Regions from separate parts of the Homo sapiens genome. Here region 2 is linked to region 1. The links are chromatin contacts, found by Hi-C or POLR2A ChIA-PET in ENCODE. All regions are on one chromosome and are shown on one strand. Each heading gives the region's core, a stretch centred on a gene start or an enhancer-like site at or near the end of the contact. The rest is flanking DNA. Distances are from core to core; before and after follow the strand shown.

What was found. A loop is a pair of places that touch in the nucleus more often than their neighbours do. ChIA-PET counts read pairs that join two places held with the same protein, here RNA polymerase II (POLR2A). Pooled maps may share reads with other maps.
Region 2: a loop to region 1 is called in a map of HepG2, with 6 times the contacts of the local background. The contact joins two enhancer-like sites. A Hi-C loop is called at or near these places in 2 of 168 maps with a recorded cell type or tissue (HepG2 and aorta) and 5 of 50 pooled maps. POLR2A ChIA-PET finds 5 or more read pairs at or near these places in 2 of 52 experiments (T-cell and WTC11).

The regions. Positions count from the first base shown.
Region 1 is chr4:38,383,344-38,387,966 of GRCh38, forward strand. LINC02513 (long intergenic non-protein coding RNA 2513) reads left to right here. Exons shown (of 2, transcript NR_149123.1): 2 at 2,034-2,416. Among named protein-coding and RNA genes, the nearest start is that of LINC02513, 19 kb to the left of the region's middle. RefSeq lists an enhancer at 2,145-2,439. Within about 2 kb of position 2,033, at least 7 of the 41 ENCODE cell types and tissues checked have a DNase peak (open chromatin) inside an H3K27ac peak, as active enhancers do.
Region 2 is chr4:38,422,752-38,427,374 of GRCh38, forward strand. The region is part of intron 7 of LINC01258 (long intergenic non-protein coding RNA 1258); the gene reads right to left. Among named protein-coding and RNA genes, the nearest start is that of LINC02513, 58 kb to the left of the region's middle. RefSeq lists an enhancer at 1,935-2,467. Within about 2 kb of position 2,005, at least 2 of the 41 ENCODE cell types and tissues checked have a DNase peak (open chromatin) inside an H3K27ac peak, as active enhancers do.

The DNA.
Region 1 (4,623 bases), core at 783-3,282:
CAATCTCCTGTGTGGTTGGAGCCTAGCAGTTTACAAGGAGCTTCCCTACACATTGTATCACAATGACCTTGCCAGGTTAGTGGTGCACACCCTGTTCCATGTCACAGGTGAGGGCCCTGAGGCCTACAAAGGTAAAATCACCTACCCGACATTCCATGTCAAATATGGTGGCAGGAGGACTTGAATAGAAGTCTTTGGAGTCGGAAGATCCTACATGGCTTCACGAGAGAAGGGAAAATGTTTATCATTTCATTTTCCTGTGCAGAAAGGACTTCAGCCTTTCTGTCAATGCTAAAGATCTATCTTCTTTCAAAGATAGGAAGTCAGGGTGTCTGCAAAGCACATATTTTCCCACTGGGCTGACCCCAAGTTGACCTTTATACTCCTCTCCACTATCTGTTAATTCCTTGTGTCTGGGTTCCAATGGAAGTGTGGACAGAATGAATGAATGAAGTGAGATAATGGTTGCCTCTCTCACAAAGCTAACACATAGTAGGCTCTCGAAAAAGGCTTCGTCTAATTAAAAAGCAATATTTATTTACTAGCTCTGGCAGCAGATTTGGTCAGCAAAGAGGTCAAAGGGTTGACTTGAATTAGGTTTGAAGGTTGGCTGGAATTCAATTACCCATGACCCTCTAGTCTCTCCTGCCAGCCATGATTAATGGAGGCTGGCTAAAGTAGGATGGGGTTAGTAACACTGAAATCAACCTTCTCTGGAGAATAAAGACGCTGAAATTATCTAAGGAGCATTCTCAAGCCAGATGAGATTTCTTAGGTGGGAAATAACCTTGTGATTCAGCCCAATAACATCAGGGATCAGATCCAGAGACAAAGGACATGCACAATAAAGCTGGGGAATCCTTGCTCCTAATTTTTTCTGACAATCACAGGGGCCTCGTCACCCTGCCTAACATGGATAAATTATCATCAAGGGCTGTGGATGGTTTGGATCTGGATTTTTAAACATCTTGCTTGAGGATATTTGGGGTATACATTAGGGAAAAAGGTCAATTAAAAATCAGATAACTGCATCATTTAAAATAAGAAGAGACTCTACCCTGATCATCACCACTTTCCTTTTTCCCAATACAGATTTTTCCCTCTCGGCCTCGCCCTAATGTTGATCTAATTGCCTTCTCACAATACAAGAAGGCCTTGAAAACTCGGGATTCAGCTACAGGTTTCTTTTTATATTAAAACTTTCTTTTGGAGCTGATCTCTTAGAAGATATTTTGAAAATATGAAGATAATAACAGTTTCTTGTTTGCTTGTTTTCTGTTATTATTTACTAACTTTTTTGAATAAATTTTCAACTTTTTCCAGTCCTTTTGCTTTTGTCTAGCAATGTCTTATGCAGTAGGTAAGGGAAGCTCAAGGAGACATTTTTCCTTTTTGTTATTGTTCTAAGTCTGCACCTCAGTTTCTGTCCTGCTTTGTTTTCAGAGCTCAAGTTCTGTAGCCTATCCTAATTTGCAAGGCTGGCTTATGAGACAAGTTAAGGAATCATTAAGGCACCTACCCTTTGCCTCTTCATTGGCCAAGTAGCTTAATTAACTTAGTTGAAATGCAGTCTAGTATTATGAGAGCAATTGCATTTGTGTATCTTAATAACTTACCTGTCCTCATGCAATAGTCCACATCCCTCTAATAAAAATATATACATGCACATGCGCTTTGACGTATCGATATTCAAGCTCACAAAATAAGCTCAAACTTGAAAAAGATCCAGACTACGGCAACGTTTATTATTTTTAGAGCATAACCTAGTCATTTTGATTAATTCGTTTGGATTGCTTTTTCCTGCAGCTCCCCAGGGAGAGGTGGGAGGAAAAGGCGGTAAAAACATAAATTTTCTTTGGTGATGAGTTCGCATGTTTAGAACTGTAACATGGCAAATCATTGTGAAATCTTCTAATGGATGCCTGTCTCATGCCAAATAAGCCCAGTACCCAAAGCACATCAAGAAATAATTGAAAGACACTGGACTGAATCCAAAAGGTTGTGGCTAATGTTTCACCTAATCTCTCTCCCAGGTCTCTCCTGCCTACTGCCGGCCCTACCCACAAGATGTGAACTTCAGAGCCTTCTTGCAACTGCTTCTTGGCTATTTTCACCCTCTAACCCTCTGGAAGAAGAATGAGGACTATTATGAAGGCAAAAGCATAAAAGGGGAAAAGATTAGCCTCCAGAGTAGGAAGATTGGGTTGTTGGAAGCCAGCACAAGTCTTCCCCTGAAAGAGTTAATTCGCCTCCAATGGGGGTAGGGACTGACCTGGGAGGGGCCTCAGCCTACATAGGACAGGCCTAAAGGCCCCATTGGGGCTGAAGGTGACACTGGGTCAGATCCCTAGGATTCTGCAACTTGAGGTGGGAGTGTCTATAAGCTGGAAACAAAAGTTTCAAAAAAAAAAAAAAAGCTCATTTTGTTTTCAATTCGTTTTATCTTGGCTCTATCTCAGGCACCACTGACTTCAGACCTTTCAAAGCTAAGGGTGGGGTAGGGTGGGGCTTAGTGATTTTTTTTCTTAAAGAGAGAGAACAGGGAATGTGCCTTGAACATGCACAATTTGCTTGAACATGATCATAGTCATTAATAAAAACATTGAGCAATATTTGCTTCTATGTCTTTGGAACTGGCATTTGCAAAGGTAGCATTGACAGATCAGAGAACAGAAAGGAATTCTGCGGTTACTCGTGGAGGAATTTGGACCTGTGAGATATTCATGATGTTAATTATTTATAATTTCAGTTGTTTTAGGCCAGGCTTTGAGCTTCAAGATAATGTGCTCAGAATTGGCAACAAAAATGGTCATTTTTTTGCTAGTAATTACTGGCTTTGAGCTTCAGCTATTTTAGAAGGACACAGAGAGATCTTTAGATCATGTATTCCTGACTTAAGCAAGGAAGGAAAGAAGGAAGGAAGGAAGGAAGGAAGCAAGGAAGGAAGGAAAGAAGGGAGGGAGGGAGGGAGAGAAAGGAAGGGAGGGAGGGGAGGAGGAGGAATAGGAAGAAGAAAAGAAAGGAAAGAAGGAAGGAAGGAAAAAGTAAGGCAGGGAGGCAGGCAGGAACAAAGAAAGAAAGGAAGAAAAGAAGTAAAAAAAATTTTTTTAAAGGACAACCCACAAAACCTCAGAATTTAACTAAGTTCCAGGCCTGAAATTTATTTTTTTGAACAATAGAGATGCACTATACTGTAAGAAAACACAACATGTAAAAATTCAAACTTGCCAAACTAAACAGAGAGAAGTTAAACATTTTACAGGAAAATTTGCTACTAGGACATGTTAAATAAAAGCGCCCTCAGTATCTTTAAACTAGAGATTGATGTACACTTTAACCTTTTAAAACCACGTAAAGTGAAGTCTCCCATGTAAATATCATTCTTAATGTGGAATATCCACACTTGAAAGTCACACATTGCTGGGGTTCAACCTCAGCTTCACCACTCATAGCATGTGACTGTGGCCAAGTTACTTCACCTCTCTGAGCCTCAGTTTCCCCATCTGTAAAATGAGGGCAGTGATAGCACCTGCCTGATTAGACTTAACTGAGTTGCTACACAGAAAGCCATGAGGAAGTCCTGCCACTCAGCAGGTGTTTCATGGCTCTTAGCTTCCTAAGCCTTCTCTTTCCTTCCTACTTCTGGGACCACGTGGTTCAGCCAGCATGGAACAAAAGAAAATTTGACCCACTTTGTAGCTTTAGATGCCTCAGCTTTATGCCAAGTAAGTTGTAACCTCAAACAAATGGGACCCAGAGAGCTTATGGCTGTTTCTGCCTTTCTCATATTTATTTATTTTTTAAACAAATACTTGTATAATGCTTACTATGTGATAGGCATATTCTAAGCACTTGGCAAATACCGACTCATCCAATCTTTTATAACAACCCTATGAAATATATAGTATTATTTATTATTCCCATCTTACATTTGAGGAAGCAGAAACACAGAGAGCTTAAGTAACTGGTCCAAGGACCATAACAGGTACCTGCACAGCCAAGAACTGAACCCAGACAATCTAGTCCATTCCCTCAGTAGGTCTCATGGGTGTATTATTTATTTGGAAGGCCTGCTGAAACCAAAGCAGCCAAATGAAATACCAGGGCCAGTTCTGCACAGACTAAAAAATAACAGCAGGGCCAGAAGTACTGAAGTTGCAAAACCCTCTGCTGATAAGCTTTCACTGCCAGAACCTCAGACCAGAGAGATCTAGATGAAGTTGACTGAATAAGCAAGCTGATTTCCAGTCCTTTGGCACACTGCCCTCTCTCCACTCCTACCACCTAAAAGGGTGCAGACTCCTCTCAGGTTTCTTCATTCTTCCTCACTCTCTTGGCTCAGTGAATGTGAAATTGCTGGCTGTTGCAGCCTAAGTGGGTGGAAGGGTGGCTGGAGGACGGAGAGCATTCAAGTAGTCAAAGAAAAAAAGAAATAACTTGTTTTAACATTTTAATAACTCTAATTTTTAAAATTATCAAAGCAATACCTTTTTTTTTCTTTTTTTTGACAAAGTCTCACTCTGTCACCCAAGTTGGAGTGCAGTGGCACGATCTCGGCTCACTGCAACCTCCACCTCCCGGGTTCAAGTGATTCTCCTGCCTCAGCCTCCCAGCAATACCTCT
Region 2 (4,623 bases), core at 755-3,254, 39 kb after region 1:
TAATCATTTTCTGTTCCATATTGCATTTAATTCAACATTTTGATCTACACAAAAAGGCTATTTTACATGTACCTAATACTTTAGGAATCAAATTAGCAACTAAAGAAGAAAAGTCTTATTACAACATGGCCATTAGGTCCTAGGAAGAAGATTACCTTGGGGAACCGTCATCAACATGCATCCACTGCCAGTTTGAGAAGCTCATCTCATCTGGACTCTAGATACAGCCATAGGCTTCTGAATCTCTGTTGCTTGGCCTAGTGCAGCGTGTGGCATGAAGGAAGTGCCCAATAAACACATGCTGAATATCTACTGCTTGTCCGCAAATAAGAATTAAGTGCCTGGAAACCCAAACAGGGGCAGAAAAGCCACTTCCTGCCCAGAAATTGCTCTGTGATTAATTTCATTGTTCATCTAGAACTAACACCATCTTGAAATACCGATGTTTGCATTAGTTTGCCAGGGCTTCCATAACAAGGTACCACACAGTGGGTGCTTAAACAATAGGAGTTTCTTCTCTCATAGTTCCAGAGGCTGCAAGTCCCAACTCAAAGTGCTGCCAGGGCTGGCTTCTTCTAAGACCACTCTTTTTAGCTTGAGGATGGCCTTCTGCTCCCTGTGCCCCACATACATCTCCCTCCTTGCAGGTCTGTCCAAATCTCTTCTTACAAGGACACCAGAGATCAGATTAGGGCTTACCCCAGTGAACTCATTTTAACTTAATTACCTCTTTAAAGACCCTGTCTCAAAAAACAGTCACATTCTGAGACACTGGGGGTTAGGGATTCAACATACACATTTTGGGGGAATAGAACTCAGTCCGTAATAATGTTGAACACATCTGACGTTTAGGGGTCAAAAAGAAAAATCAGAAGAACTTTCCTGAATCCAGTTATCATTCATCCCCAAAGGCTCGATCTGTTACCCTTTCTCCGGATTATTTTGAATGCTTTACTGCATGACTAGACCTATGTCAGTTGCTATCAGAGAGTGTTGCTTCCTTCCATGTTAATGCAAGCCCCTCAGCAAGATTGGATCTCTAAAATGCCTTCAGCCAGCTTAGTACAATGCCGAAAAGCTCTAGAAGTTACTTTATGTATTTGTTTGACTGACTACAGAAAAACACCCATCTCAGCAACTCATAAAGCAGAAGGAGAGGCATTAGGGGTAGTGTTGTCAGCAGGGCCAGGGGGCAGTGCATAAAGCCCTTTTATCAGTCAAATTCTGTGCTTCAGAGAACCTAGGTCGGTCCAAAGCACATTTTTCTAATTCATTCATGTCTGTGTGCGTGTACACGCGTGCGCACACCAGAAATCATTATAATATTTTTAAAGTGTGTCTACAAGGCTGTGATCTTTGGAGACTTTCAAAAATGAAAACAATCACAGGGTGCAGACATTGCCTGACAGGCAGGGGACTGAAAGCAAAATTAAATAATGAACAGGCCAAGGGCACTGGGGGCAGGAATCTGAAGTAGAAGCCTTCAGAGCAAGCACTTTGATAAAGAAAAGAAAGGCTACCGAAGGAAAAGCAATTAATGGGGAAGGGGCTGGTACTAAAATGAGCCCAGGGAAAGCTGCTGGGGACAGGAGGGAGGGCAGGGTGCACTGGAGAGTGGTGGGGTGGTGGTGGGGGAACCAACGTGCTCGCCAGGCCGTCATTAGCCCAGAATTATCAGGCACCTGAAACAACAAGGTCAAGAATGTGACCTGAACGATAGATGAAATATTTGTTTAGGAAGCCACATGCTGGGAGAAAGACTCAAAGAGTTAAACTGGGGTGCTTACCTTTTCTGATTGTAGAATTAAACAACAACAAAAATACAAGCAAAGCCTATAGATTCATTTTATTAATGTCCTGAAGAAAACTGATCAGATACTGAGTGTGGGGAGACAGCAGGCTCTGTCTGATCTCTCAGTGTAGGGACCAGAAGGGCAGGGGGAGGAACGCGGGCATAGACTGGGCCTCAGCCCCTCCCCAGCAGGGCCAGCAGCCTCGCCAACCAGGGCATCCGGATTCCAGGCCTCCTGGACAAAGGGCCCTTCCCCCCTTGTCAGCCTTCCTGTTCCCTGGGATTGTGTGGCCCAACCCTTTGATCAAACTAGGGTATTATGTCTACAGACAACTGCTTTAAATATCAAGGTTTCAGGGCTGGCTCTTGGGTCCCTCAGCTTCTCCATTAAAAAAAAAAAAAAAAAAAAAAAAGCAAGTATATGCCTGGGCTTTTTAGGATTTCTGTTTTCCACCTTAAAATAACCTGGTCTCTAACAGGGCTTTCCAAAGCTGTCCCAGCCCTTGGAAAATGTCAGAAGATGACCAGGTGGACGCATCATGAACAGAAATCGGCAGCTTAGTGTTTCTGCTGGTTGTGGCCTAAATGCTCTTTTACAATGGAAGGAGAATCTACTCGTGGCCAATGTGAATTTCGAAAAAGTTGTACTTGAAGTAACGGACTGGGAGCCAGGATTCTAGGGTTCCAGACCTGGTTCTGCAGCACACTCTGAGTCTTTTAGTCATTTAGTCTCTCTGGATTAGAGTTTTCCCTTTTTACACAAAAAGGGATGTTTTTGGATGTTTAAACTTGCCAAGCTCTGATGCCAGATTTAAAAATCCTACAATTCTTTCACTGCTATGTATTCCCTAAAAAGAACGTTCTGCCTGACCCTGCAATAACCTAAGTACTATGTATTTCATCAGCTTCAAGAAATAGTTAAATGGAAAGACGAAAATGAAAAACTGTCTCGGATGGTAACACCTTCTCCATAACTCACCAATTTAATAAGGAGCTGGAGTCTAACATGGCCAGATCATAATACCTCTGGGTAACAGTTTTCTGATTTTACTTAGAGAAAATATAATAAAAATGCTATTCTAGATGGATCCATTTCTTTTGCCTCTTGCCCCATAAATCACTTCCCTTTCTAGTCAACAGAAAACCCCTCCCTCACAGTAGTAGCAAGAAAATTGAGGCAGGTGCAAGACAAGAGAAGTAGATCAAGTTGAGATCTATTGAAAATTGCAAAAGATTTGCCATAAAATTGTATTTAACAGAGCAAGAAATTCTGATGTATATCTGAAAGTAGCTTTGCTAAGTTATGATTGCGTTAGCCACATGTGGAAAAGTGCTGAGAATGTCTTATGATTATTATTGGTGACACATTTCCATGTCTTCTATTATCTGAACTCAATGGGATTACTCTTACTAGGTGTACTTATTGAATTTACATAGTGTAGGAGTTCACATTCTGAGGCTTTTCTTCTGGATTGTATGGAAGACGGTTCTGGACATCAGAATCCCAAGGTTTATTTAATTCTTTTTCTGATCTTTGTTTTTACATTTTAAAACATGTTATGAGACCTTATCAATTTCTCAGCACTTCTATTGCCATAATACTTAGGATGAATTAGAGAGCTGCTTTGAGGTTTCTAAGGAGAGCCCTGTCACTGAGTCAGTCTCGACACAAGATCCTCATTTTGGTCCGCAAATCTCAGCCAGAATCAAGACTTCAGTCATTCTCCTGAGACATCCGTTTATGAGGCTGATGTCTAATCTCTGTCTGCTTCCATGCTCAATCTCTTTCTTGAGCCTACCTTATCATACCAAATTTGTTCACCTGGATGTTCTCAGGTATGCTAAATTCAAGTGCTTAAGACTAAATTTGTAATGTTTCCTCCAGAAAGCAACTTCCGTGACACCCTTCATTATATCACTGCTATGGTTTGAATGTCTGTGACCCTCCAAAATTTGAGACCCAATGCAACAGTATCAGGAAATGGGGCCTTTAGGAGGCAGGTTATAGGGGCTCTACCCTCAAGGATGGAATAAGTACCTCATATACCTTCTGCTATATGAGGACACAGCATTTGTCTCCTCCAGAGGACACAGCATTTGAGGTGTCATCTTGGAAGCAAAGACCAGGCTCTCACCAGACACCAAACATGCCAGCACCTTGATCTTGGACTTTCCAGCCTCTAGAACTCTGAGAAATACATCTCCATTGTTTATACATTACTCAATCTAAAGCATTTTGTTACAGCAGCACAAACAGACTAAGATAATCAACAACAATAGTATTTTTCTGGTCACCAGATTTAAACCTCAGCATCATCTCTATATAGTACCTCCCTCTTGCCTGCAGTTTGGTTACTGGGTCATGTCCATTCTTCCTGTGCAGTGTCTTTTTGATCTGTCCTTTCTGGCTGATGCTAGTTGCCATCAATCCCTGATCTTTCAGCTGCCATTTTCTGCCCAACCATCCCATAAATCACTTCCAGATGACTTTATTCACCCAACAATTATCTGATGAGTGCCTACTATGTTATTAAAAAAAAAAACCCAGTAGCACATTGAATGATATCTACAGATCAAGATGTAAACTCCTGAACCCATCACTCAGCCCTACACTGCTGTGGCTAAGCTTGATTGCCATTCACTCTTCTTATATACACCCTCTCTTCTCCAGACAAATAGTTTCACTGAGCTTCCTCTAACTACTTATAGCATTCCTCCTTCTTTAGATTTCCTGCCTGGAAATCCTTTCTTCTTCCTTCATTTGACATTAACCATTTTTCTTATGGTCGTTATTCCATTCACTCAATTCCTATGACTCTGCCGTTCACTCT